3 separate regions of the Homo sapiens genome follow, and all the other regions are linked to region 3. A link is a contact called in ENCODE Hi-C or POLR2A ChIA-PET data. All regions are on one chromosome and are shown on one strand. The core of a region is the stretch at or near the end of the contact, and the rest is flanking DNA. Distances in the headings are between cores, read along the strand shown.

What was found. A loop is a pair of places that touch in the nucleus more often than their neighbours do. ChIA-PET counts read pairs that join two places held with the same protein, here RNA polymerase II (POLR2A). Pooled maps may share reads with other maps.
Region 1: a pooled map shows a loop between it and region 3 (4-fold over the local background). The contact joins the enhancer-like site here to the promoter of SAMD1 in region 3. A Hi-C loop is called at or near these places in 1 of 50 pooled maps. POLR2A ChIA-PET finds 5 or more read pairs at or near these places in 2 of 52 experiments (CD8-positive, alpha-beta memory T cell and activated naive CD4-positive, alpha-beta T cell).
Region 2: a pooled map shows a loop between it and region 3 (4-fold over the local background). The contact joins the promoter of GADD45GIP1 here to the promoter of SAMD1 in region 3. A Hi-C loop is called at or near these places in 1 of 168 maps with a recorded cell type or tissue (CD8-positive, alpha-beta T cell) and 11 of 50 pooled maps. POLR2A ChIA-PET finds 5 or more read pairs at or near these places in 1 of 52 experiments (activated B cell).

The regions. Positions count from the first base shown.
Region 1 is chr19:15,285,877-15,290,138 of GRCh38, forward strand. The region is part of intron 1 of BRD4 (bromodomain containing 4); the gene reads right to left. Among named protein-coding and RNA genes, the nearest start is that of BRD4, 45 kb to the right of the region's middle. RefSeq lists an enhancer at 265-314. Within about 2 kb of position 2,800, at least 15 of the 41 ENCODE cell types and tissues checked have a DNase peak (open chromatin) inside an H3K27ac peak, as active enhancers do.
Region 2 is chr19:12,955,063-12,958,972 of GRCh38, forward strand. GADD45GIP1 (GADD45G interacting protein 1) reads right to left here and starts at 2,161. Exons shown (of 2, transcript NM_052850.4): 1 at 1,801-2,161. The coding sequence starts at 2,150. RefSeq lists enhancers at 1,488-1,537, 1,637-2,509 and a silencer at 1,938-2,107.
Region 3 is chr19:14,088,991-14,092,782 of GRCh38, forward strand. It overlaps SAMD1 (sterile alpha motif domain containing 1), which reads right to left and starts at 1,761. Exons shown (of 5, transcript NM_138352.3): 1 at 795-1,761; 2 at 78-372. The coding sequence starts at 1,430. It overlaps PRKACA (protein kinase cAMP-activated catalytic subunit alpha), which reads right to left. Exons shown (of 10, transcript NM_002730.4): 10 at 2,698-3,792. RefSeq lists an enhancer at 1-122 and silencers at 767-816, 1,117-1,376, 1,707-1,926, 2,067-2,116, 2,167-2,496.

The sequences.
Region 1 (4,262 bases), core at 1,550-4,049, 1.2 Mb after region 3:
TTAGTTAGGATGGTGCCCACTCTGAGTTTAGTAACTGCTTTAGGAGGCGTGTGTGAGGAGAGCCAGAGAGCAACATGCTGGCAGCATGAGACCCACTGGCCTTCCCTAGCTCCCTAAGTTATTCCCAGGTTCTCCCAGATGCCATGCTAGGCTTGCCTCGTCCAGGGAGGGAGCCACCTCAAGGAGGTGCCCCATTACCCTCTCCTAAGTCCCAATACCCTCCCACCAATTCTTCCCACGCCTCTGTCCTATGGACCTAAGGCCAAAAGCCAGACAAAGGGGGACAAAGGTCTTTCCTCAGGTATCCAGTAACACAAATCAGTCCAGTCCCCTCCACCCCGAGCAGATGAGAAAAGGAGCATAGCCCCTCCCCTGCACCGGCCTAACATGGAGGAGCCAACACAGTGCTGCAGCAAGACCATAATCAGGCACCGTGGTACTCACAGGCTGGAGGCCTTATTAGCACAGAAGACGAGAAAGAGACTTCAGCAGCAGAGACAGGGAAGTAATAGGGACATCAGGTGGAGGGCATGGGAGAGGAAGGTGGCTGCTGCACGGAGGAAGTGAAACTCCATACTTGCACATCTGCGCATGTCCAACAGAAATACAATGTGGCTACTCATGCCATTTTAAAATTTCTAGGAGCCACATTAACAGAGAAAGCAGGTATGCTTACCCAAAATACCATTTCGACATATAAACGTGTAACATTTTTTTCCTTACTAAATCTGTGAAATCTAAGTGTGCATGCCCCACAGTCACAGCACAATTCAGGTGCTAAATTTTCACCCAAAATATGTGATCTGTATTTAGATTCCATAAAACTTGCAGCTGAAAAAGTAGATTCACATACCCGAGGTGTCCCCAACATATCTGGATGTTTTTCACTAACTAAACTGAGCATCAGCTTTGAAAATTAATTAGAATTTGATTAAAGTAAAAATTCATTTCCTCGGTAGCACTAGCCACATTTTTTGATGCTCAAGAGCCACGTGGGGTTAGTGCTGACCTCACTGTGAAAATCTAAGAGGTTTCACTGGCTAGGAGGCCAAGGGCAGGCATTTTAGGAACTCTGCTCTGGGGCCACAGGGATGGGGAATACTACACATTCAGGCTGGTTAGACCCCAGTCAGTTTCCACACCTACCACTTTTATCACCCACAGATCCACCTGTGCTTTAAATCAACCTGCTCAACTAAAATATATCTATTTAAAAGAAAACATTAACATAGCATTAGTATTAACACATCACCTGTGTGAATGGGGGAAACATATGGGAAATCTCAACACAGGATACAATCATTGTTGAGTTTCCTGTATGCAAAAAAATGTTTATGCGGTTTTAGAGGACAGTGCCTTTATTCTTTTTTTTTTTAAGACACAGTAAAAACTTTAATAATCTTATTTTTATTATGGTAAAATATATGTAACATAAAACTTACCACTTTAACCATTTTTTACTGTATAGTTTGGTGACATTAAGTGCATTCACGCTACTATGCAATCACTATCTAGCTCCAGAACTTTTTAATTTATGTATTTATTTTCTTTAAAGATGGGGTCTTGCTATGTTGCTCAGGCTGGTCTCAAACTCCTGGGCTCAAGCAATATTCCTGCCTCAGTCTCCCAAAGTGCTGGGACTACAGATGAGCCACCACAACTGGGCGTTTCAGAACGCTTTCACCTTGTAAAACAAACTCTGTAACCCATATATCCACTAAACACTAACTCCCAATCCCTGCCTCTGGCAACCACCATTCTACTTTCTGTCTCTGTGGAAGTGACTCCTATAGGTACCCAGCGTGAGTGAAACCACAAAGTATTTGTCTTTTTGTGGTTGTCGTATTTCACTTGGCATAACGTCTTCTAGGTTCATCCACATTGTAGCACCTCTGAATTTCTTTTTTTTTTTTGAGACAGTCTCCCTTTGTCGCCCAAGCTGGAGTGCAGTGGTACGATCTAGGCTCATTGCAACCTCCACCTCCTGGGTTCGGCGATTCTTGTGCCTCAGCCTCCCGAGTAGCTGGGACTACAGACACGTGCCACCACGTCTGGCTAATTTCTGTATTTTTAGTAGGGACTGGGTTTCACCAACTTGGTCAGGCTGATCTCAAACTCCTGACTTAGATGATCTGCCCACCTCGGCCTCCCAAAGTGCTGGGATTACAGGTGTGAGCCACTGTACCTGGCCTGAATTTCATTCCTTCTTAAGGCTGATTAATACTTCATATTTTGCCTATCTATCCATCCATCAATGGACACAGGTTGCTTCTATAATACCTTTTGGCTACTGTGTATAGGGCTGCTATGAACATGGGCGTACAAATACATGTTTCAGTCCCTGCTTTCAAAGAGAATGCCCTTAAGAAATGTTTGCTGAAGTACACAGAGGTAATATCACATCTGCAACTTATTAAAAGGATTTATGGGTGGCTGGGAAGGATCGCTTGAAGCCAGGAGTTTCAGGCTGCAGTGAGCTATGATCTGCCCTCCAGACTGGTGACAGAGCAAGACCACATCTCAAAAAATAATAAATAAAAATAAATAGAAGAAGAGGAGTGAAACACAGGATCCAGTTATAAACTTGGACAATCACCCATCAAAAATCAGCTCCTTCCCAGAAGATGTTTATAAGGCACAGGCAGAATTCATCCGGAACTGCAGACACTGCCCTAAGCCCATCCACACCCTCCGCTGGCTTCTCCTGCTGGTGTGCAGAGCACAGAACAGCTTCACAGTCTTCCCTTGTTTTTACCAAAGCAGCCGAGCAGCTGGTGCTACACAGGCTGGTGCACTGCCCAGCAGACACACAGGGCCGCCGAAGGGAGGAAGTCAACGCCCGAGGGTGGCCACTAAGCCGTGGCGGGTGCCTGCCCCTGCAGATGGAGGAGGGCTGAGTTCTAAGCACACTACTCTGTGAATGGCATGAATGAGCTCTTTCACTGGCACCAGAGAGAACACGCAACAGTACCATCTGCTGAGGGGAGGGAAAGTTCAGAGGAGCAGGCACCGACTCCTCAGGCTTCCACAGCCACCAGGTCCCCACTGTGTCAAGGCGGCTGTTAATACTCAAGTCCCCTCCTCCACTCCTGAACATGAGAGTTAAACAAAGTCAGCTACAGTCTCTTGGTCCATAACAACCTAGGGAAAGCAAACTACAGAACCACGTTAGAAATGCTTCACGTCTTTTACCTCAAAATACCTTTGTTTAGTAACCCCACTCCCCGACACAGGCCCCATAGCTCTGTTTTCTGGGTTCTGACAACTAGTGCCCTAAGCCAGAGGCCAGGCCCTAAAGAGACAACCTAGGCAGGCTTGAGATGTTTCTCCCACGACCTTTCCAAATGATTCCAGCAGAAAGCCAGACTCCTTAGCTACTTAAAATCAGAAAACAGCTGGGTGCGGTGGCTCACGCCTATAATCCCAGCACTTTGGGAGGCCGAGGCGGGTGGATCACCTGAGGTCAGGAGTTCGGGACCAACCTGACCAACATGGAGAAACCCCGTCTCTACTAAAAATATAAAATTGGCCGGGCATGGTGGCACATGTCTGTAATCCCAGCTACTCAGGAGGCTGAGGCATGAGAATCACTTGAACCCTGGAGGCGGAGGTTGCGATGAGCCGAGATCGCGCCACTGCACTCCAGCCTGGGCAACAAGAGCGAAACTCCATCTTAAAATAAATAAATAAATAAATAAAATAAATCAGAAAATAGATGGGTATTACTTCCCACTCAAAACCACTCTCAAGGTAGCTAGGTTAGTGCAAAAGTAATTGCGGTTTTGATCCAAAAAAAAAAAGAAAAAAAAAAGCCAAAACAGCAGTTACTTTTGCACCATCCTAATAGATCTGATGAAACCAGGAGAATGGAAGCTAGGAAAGATGTGGCTCACAAGCAATGGGAGAAGTGTGCTTGTAAGGACACTGGAGCCCCCCAGCCTCTGGGTTCTGCCCACGGGGCACCACCCACAGCCAGGTCCCTGCCTGCATAGACAGGAAGGAAAACGGGGCCACTTCACAGGGTGCTACAGGGCTCTCAGCAAGGGGCTCAAGTGAGGGAAGGCTTTCCAACGAAGCAGCCTGAAGGGCAAGGAGTAATTCACATTTTTGTTTTAGTTCTTGGAGAGGTTTGGTTTCAAGGCAGGATAGACACATTAAAAACCATATGACTGCCTTAGGCTTAAGGGTAGGGCAGGGGGTCACACGCTAGGCATATGAAGCCCTAATGACAGGTGTGTGTACTTCTGAAACCCAGAAAATGA
Region 2 (3,910 bases), core at 911-3,410, 1.1 Mb before region 3:
AACCTAGTACCTAGAGGTCATTTTTCCTGATCCTCTCCCTCCACCCTCCAAAAAGCCCTAGTGTGTGTTGCTCCCCTGTGTGTCCATGTGTTCTCATCATTTAGCTCCCACTTACAAGTGAGAACACGTTGTATTTGGTTTTCTGTTCCTGTGTTAGTTTGCTAGGGATGATAGCCTCCAGCTCCCGTCGTGTCCCTGCAAAGGACATGATCTCGTTCTTTTTTATGACAGCCTCATTTAAGGATTAGAAAAGTAAAAGAATTAAGCCCTATAATGGTCATCTGGCTGAGGAGGGGCAGAAACAGGAGTCCCTGCTCCATGATTCCCTGCCTGGGTGATCAGACGCATGACTTCACTTCACCAAGCCTCAGTTTCCTCATCTCTAAAATTAGGGCAATCCCTTCTTCCTCTTAAGGCTATTAGGAAAACAAGAAGATTAAACACCAGGAACACACTTGACCTACCCCCTTCACGCTCCAGGATGTGGCATTATCTATAAGAGATGCCCCTGGTCTGGCCCGACGCGGTGGCTCACGCCTGTAATCCTAGCACTTTGGGAGGCCGAGGCAGATGGATCACCTGAGGTCAGGAGTTTGAGACCAGCCTGGCCAATATGGCGAAACCCCATCTCTACTAAAAATACAAAAAATGAGCCGGGTGTGGTGGTGGGCGCTTGTAATCCCAGCTACTCGGGAGGCTGAAGCAGGAGAATCTCTTGATCCTGGGAGGCAGAGGTTGCAGTGAGCTGAGATTGCACTCCAGCCTGGGCAACAAGAGCAAAACTCTGCCTCAAAACAACAACAACAACAACAACAAAAAGATGCCCCTGGTCCTTCAGACCTGCCTCTGTATCTGACCTCTGCCCTCTTGGTTCCAGGACCCATCACCTTCCTGCCCTCACCTTTTCCCCAGCCACACTGGCTTCCTGGCTGTTCTTTAAGGCATATCGTATCTCAGGGCATTTGCCCCAGCTGTTCCCTTTACCAGAAACTTTCTACCCAAGAGATCGCCCCATAGCTAAGTCTGGTTATTCAGGTCTTTGCTTAAACATCACCTCCTCAGAGAGGCCTGAGGCTTCCCAAACCAAAGCTGCCCTCAGGCACACACTCTTCACTCTTTTACCTTCCTACTAGTCGGCTGTCACCATTGGTATTATCTTGCCTGTCAGCTGTCGCCATCTGATATTAAGGGCCCTTTTGGGGCCTGCCTCGGCCTCCCAAATAACTGGGATTACAGGCACGAGCCACCGCCCCCGGCCTGGGACAGGGTCTTGCACACGGTATGCGCTCAGTAAAGACTTGGTGGTGATGGCCGGACGTGATGGCTCACACCTGTAATCCCGGCACTTTGGGAGGCTGAGGCAGGTGGATCACTTGAAGTAAGGAGTTTGAGACCAGCCTGGCCAACATGGTGGAACCCCGTCTCTACTAAAACTACAAAAATTTGCCGGGCGTGGTGGTGCACGCCTGTAATCCCAGCTACACCGGAGGCTAAGGCGGGAGAATCGCTTGAACCGGGGAGGCGGAGGTTGCAGTGAGCCAAGATCTTGCGACTGCACTCCAGCCTGGGCAACAGAGCGAGACTCTTGTCTCCAAAAAACAAACAAACAAACAAACAAAACTTGCTGATGAATGACTAAATGGACGTTATTCTGAGTTTGTTTTGCGGCCAGGTGAGCGTATACATAAATCTACAACATGCAGATGCTGCGACGTGACCCCGAAGGGGTAGGCACGGTTTGGGGCCCAGTTCGCCCACGGGGCACAGAGGGCAGCCCCGCGTCTGCCTGCACGCACGCACCTCTCCCGACGCTTCTGCTCTTCGGCCAGCTGCTTCACCCGCAGCGACTCCTGCATGGTCGCCAGGCTCGGGTACCATTCGCGTTCTTCGGCCTCCAGCTCCCGCAGCTGCTCCGGCGACGGCCATAACGAACCGGGGACCACCCCGGAGGCGGCGCCGTAACGCGCGAACTGCTTAGCCGCGTAGCGCGGTCCCAGCTGCCACCGCGGGGTCAGGAGGTCCTCGGGGTCTGGCCACCGGGGTCCCGGCCTGCGGCGCGGGGGCGGCCGCGCCCGGTAGCCACGGGAACCCGGGGCCAGGGTCGCCGCCACACCTAGTAGGCTGCGTGCCTGTCGCACGGACGCCGCCATCTTGGCTGTGCGGGGTCCTCACAGGCCCGCCGGGCTGTCCATGCCCGGTGCCTGAGCGCGAGGCCCGGTGTGGGCCAGGGCAGGGCGAGGGGTGTCCCTGCTGCCTCAGTTCGGGGGAGGGCGGCGAAGGGGATAGTATGGGTTTTATACGTTTCCAAGTATAACTTTAAATTTTAGTTAAGCAGTTACTGATTAAAGTCATTTTTAATTTTCACTTTTTTTCTTCTCCTTTCTGCACACTGACACTTAAAAATACATATTTTTGTCGGGCGCGGTGGCTCACGCCTGTAATCTCAGCACTTTGGGAGGCCGAGGCGGGCGGATCACCTGAGGTCGCGAGTTCGAGACCAGTCTTTTTTTTTTTTTTTTTTCGAGACAGAGTCTCGCTCTGTCGCCCAGGCTGGAGGGTAACGGCGTGATCTCGGGTCACTGTAACCTCCGCCTTCCGGGAGGAGAGGAGAAACCCCGTCTCTACTAAAAATACAAAATTAGCCGGGCATGGTGGCGCATGCCTGTAGTCCCAGCTCCGCGGGAGGCTGAGGCAGGAGAATCGCTTGAACCCGGGAGGCGGAGGTTGGGGTGGGCCGAGATCGTGCCATTGCATTCCAGCCTGGGTAACAAGAGCGAAACTCCGTCTAAAAAATTAATAAATAAAAATAAATACATACATGCATACACACACACACACATATACATATATATATACGCTCACCTGGCTACAAATATATATTTGTGTATTTTTTTCTAAGTGTTCAGTGTTCTTTGGGTAAAAATTGTATTTTTGTTTTTTGCATATCAGAAACCATACTGTTTTATTCATCCATGTGTCTTCTGTGCACACAGTAGCCCTCCAATGAATAATCTGAAATCATGTTGAATGAACACATTGAAAAATCAAAAATAAGAGGCTGTGGCAGGGCCACTGATATGGTTTGGCTCTGTGTCCCCAACCAAATCTCATCCTGAATTATAATCCCCATGTGTCCAGGGAGGGACCTGTAATCCCCACATGTCGGGGAAGGGAGGTGGTTGGATCACGGGGGTGGTTTCCCCCATGCTATTCTTTTTTTTTTTTTTTTGCCTTCAAAAAGTTTATTTTATTTTATTTTATTATTATTATACTTTAAGTTTTAGGGTACTTGTGCACAACGTGCAGGTTTGTTACATATGTATACATGTGCCATGTTGGTGTGCTGCACCCATTAACTCGTCATTTAGCATTAGGTATATCTCCTAATGCTATCCCTCCCCCCTCCCCCCACCCCACAACAGTCCCCGGTGTGTGATGTTCCCTTTCCTGTGTCCATGTGGTCTCATTGTTCACTTCCCACCTATGAGTGAGAACATGCGGTGTTTGGTTTTTTGTCCTTGCGATAGTTTGCTGAGAATGATGGTTTCCAGTTTCATCCATGTCCCTACAAAGGACACGAACTCATCATTTTTTATGGCTGCGTAAAAATTATATTTTTAACTTTACTTTTATACATTTAAACTAGCATTTATTAGGCTGGGCTTGGTGGCTCACGCCTGTAATCCCAGTACTTTGGGAGGCTGAAGCGGGCGGATCACTTGAGGTCAGGAGTTGGAGACCAGCCTGACCAACATGGCAAAACCTTGTCTCTACTAAAAATACAAAAATTACCTGGGCGTGGTGGTGGGCGCCTGTAATCCCAACTACTCAGGAGGCTGAGGCAGGAGAATCGCTTGAACCTGGGAGGTGGAGGTTGCAATGAGCTGAGATCGTGCCATTGCACTCTACC
Region 3 (3,792 bases), core at 511-3,010:
AACACCTGTCTTTGGCTTTGTCTTCGGGCTGAGTTCCTCTCCACCTAGCACTCTTCCCCACCCAGAGGGATCCTTACCTGTTCCCCCTTCCTTGTTCATGGCTGCCATGGAGAACACCTGGCGGGTGCCGCTGCCCGGGGCTGGCCCCCGCCCTTCATCCTGGCCCTGGTGCGGTCCGCAGGGGGTCCACTCCTTGACCCTCTCCTTGGCACTCTGAGGTCCCCGCTCGCCGTTAAGCTGGTGGTGCTGGGCACCTGCAGGACGGTCACTCTCGGGCACTTCAGAGCCCTCTGACACATCATCTTCTTCATCTTCATCTTCATCATCATCTTCTTCCTCTTCTTTCTCAAGTACTCGCTCTTCTCCACCTCTCTGGAGCCGAGGAGAGAAGCATGCAAAATTAGTAGCTGTTCTAATCCCAGACCCTGACTGTGGCGTCCGGGCGGTGGGGAGGAGGAACCGATTCCACCTTTAAGAACAATACGGACTAACTTTTACGCATTCACTCCGTGCCAGGCTCTGTGTTAACTAAAGCCCTCGACAACCAAATCTTACTAAACTCGCTCAACAACCCCAAGGGGTCGCTACTGTTATTAAACCGCGTTTACAGCGGAGGAAACTGAGGCTCCGGGAGATTCAATCACTTGCCAAGGTCACCACGCACCGAGCCCGCAGGAAACGCGCGCAAAGCCCCAGCCACCCGCCACCCAGTTCCTCCCGGGACTCGCGCCCCCGCCACCAACTTCGCCCGCACCTGCCCACCGCGCGGCGCCCCCGCTCCCCGGCGCGCTCACCTTGCTGCGAGACGGGCGGGCGCTGGCGGCCGGCGGCGCCCGTCCGGGCCTGTCCCCGCGGGGCAGCGCAAGCGCTCCGAGACGGGTGCGCTCCAGACGGCCTCGAGCCGCCGCCTCCTCCTCCAGCAGCCCCTGCACGCGGCCGCGGGTTAGGCGACCGCCGGCGCCGCCGCTGCCCCCGAGGTAGCGCACGACTTCCCGCAGGCTCACGGGCCGCGCCGCGCCGCCGGCCCGCACCGCGCCCCCCTCCGGCGGCGGCTGTGGCTGCGGCGGCGGCGGCTGCTGCTGCTGTGGCGGCGCCGGCGGGGCCGGCGGGGTGGCTCCGCGCCGGGGCGGCTGGACGCGCGCCGCGTTGCGGTACGAGATGCTCCCCTTGTAGCTGACCCGGAGCACGGCGCGCTGCTGGATCAGTTTCTCGAGCTCGGCGCGCGTGCGCTCCGGCTCCGGGCCGTGCCGCCGCCGCACCATCCGGCAGATGCGCTCCAGGTCCGGCCGCGCCTTGCGCGAGCGCAGCGAGTCGATGGTGTCCAGGATCCACTCTTGGTAGTGCGGGGAAGCGGCGGACGACGAGGCGGCGGCCGCCGTGGTGGCGGCCGCCGCCGTCTCCGGCGGGGGTAGGGCCGGGGGCCCCGCCATGCCTCCCGCCCGGCCCGGCTGCACCGTGCGCGCTGCCTCCCTCCCAGCGCGGCGCCCCCCTCCCCGGCTCCCCTCCCTCCGCCGCTGCCCGCCTCCTCCGCCTCCCCCCCCGGGGGGCGCAGCGCCTCGGCGGAGCGGCGGCGGCGCTGCTGTTTCTTTGCAAAAAAAAAAAAAAAAAAAAGAGAGAGAGAGGGAGAGAGAGAGAGAGGAAAAAACAGTGAGAGAGAAAGAAAAGAGAGAAAAAAATATGCACACACTCACTCACTCGCACGCACGCACACACAGACCCGCTTCTGCTGGGCGCGCGCGGGGCCGGGGATGCGAGGGGGAGGAGGGGAGCGCGGCGCGGCCGGCCCCTCCCCGCCGCCGCCGCCGCCGCACGCGCGCCCTGCGCCCGGGACACTCCGGCCCCCCTTCCTTCCCTCCCTCCCTCCTCCCCGCCGCCCGCCTTCCTCCCTCCCACCCCCACGCGCCCGCTTTTAAGGTGGAGCCCGGGCCCCCCGCCCGCCCCCTTTACCCTGCGCTCTCGCTCACTCCGGCTCGCTCCGGCCCCCCCTTACAACTCCCGCGCGCTTTTTAAGGAGGCGCCGCGGAGTTGGCCCGGGGCGGGGGCGGGGGAAAGCGGCGGGCGGGGGAGGGGGAGGGGAGTGCCGGGGGGAGTGGAGAGGGGGCGGGCAGGGCGGGCGGGCGGCGCTCGGCCGCCCTCCAGCCATTGGGCGCGGGACCCAGACGTCCCCGGCGCCCAGCCCCCCTCTCCACGCCTCTCCAGCGCGCTCCGCTCTCGGGACCGCACTTACCGGGAACTCGCCGCCCGCGGGCCGGGGCTGCCGCGCTCGCAGGGTGCTGCGGGGACCCTCCTGCTGCCGCCGCCCCCGCGTCCCTCAGGCGCGCCTGGCCCGGCGCTGAGGATGCGGGAAGGGGGGCGCGCACCCTCTCCCCCTTCTACTCCCCCTGCCAGGGCCGCCCCCGCCGCCGCTCGGCCTCCTGGCGCGCCAGCCCCAGCGCCTCCCTAGAGCGCCCTCTCGGTCCCGGGCTGGACGCCGAGGGGGCGCGCCGCAGATTTGGGGACCCCGAATCTGGGGTCAAAGGGCAGTTTGACGCTCGTTTCTCCTGCGGGGCCGAAGGAGTGCCGGAATTTCAGCTAAACCCTGGTTACAAGGACTTCAAGCCAGGACCTGATCGGCCTGCACGCTGGGGTCCGAAATTCCCTTTCCAACCCCCTGGGGGTGTGTGGGTGGGTGATCGAAGTCGAGAACACCAGCGACACTTTTTTTTTAAACAAAACTTTATTGGTAATAGTTTTCAAATATGTTTACAACAGCACACTGTTCAAGAGGAAGTCTCGTCCTTCGCAGCACACAGGTTGAATCGCCCCCGCACCCACCCGGGGCCCCACCCCAGGCCTGAGAACTCCTCCTGGGATGGGGAGAAGTTATGAGAGGGGGAAATACGGGGATGAATGGGGTGGCTCCCCAGCGGCTCCCCACTTTTCTATTACGAGAGAAAAAAGCACAAATGAGAAAGTGGGGGAGAGGTGATGGACAGCTGACAGCTAAGCTGGAGGAGGGGCGCCCAGGATGGGGGAGGCGGAAGCTGGTGGGTGAGTAAAACAGGCAGCCCCTCCCCAGCAGCTCTAGCCTTGAACCCCGGGCCGTGGCTTGGGGGGACTTGGCCTCTTCTGTTCCCTTTTGCAGGGATGCCCTCCCCACTCAGCTGAGGGAAGGCTGGACGTTAAAATCTAGCGGAGAATAAAATTAAGGAGTTGGGGGGAAACGCTGCTGGGAGGAAAGACTTGGGCTTGGGGCTCCCCCTCTGTCTTTTTGGGGGATGACTCCTCTTTGGCAGGGAGAGGGGCAGCTGCTTTGTCTGGCTTTCAAAGCCCAAGGGTGAAGACAGGTCTGTTGGGGAAAAAGAGAGCGGAGGCTTCCTAAAGGGGCCTAGACCCTCGCAGGATTGGCAGAGAGGATTCCCCGGGGAGGGGCCCAGGGGAGATTAGCAGCGGGGAGGTTCAAACCCCAGCGCCTCCCTTTCCAAAGTCAGTCTGCTTCTCTTTAAAATGGATTTGAGGAATGGGGGGACATGGGAGGGGTGGGAGTAGAGGAAGGAGGGAGGGAGGCACTGGTGGAACTTAAATAAGATTTTAAATTGTTGTTTTTTTAAAAAAATTCTAGCAAGCAACCCACTGAACATGTCACTAAAAATCTCTCCTTCCCAGGCAGGATTACTCCGAAAGGAAGGTTGGCGCTTCGTTCATTTGCCCTTAGCAAGTGGGGCCTGTGGTTGGGTGGGATGGGGGTGTGGGTGGGGGCTGGAGTTAAGCGTGAGCCCCTCTTTCCATACCCTGTCCCTGGATACACCAGCA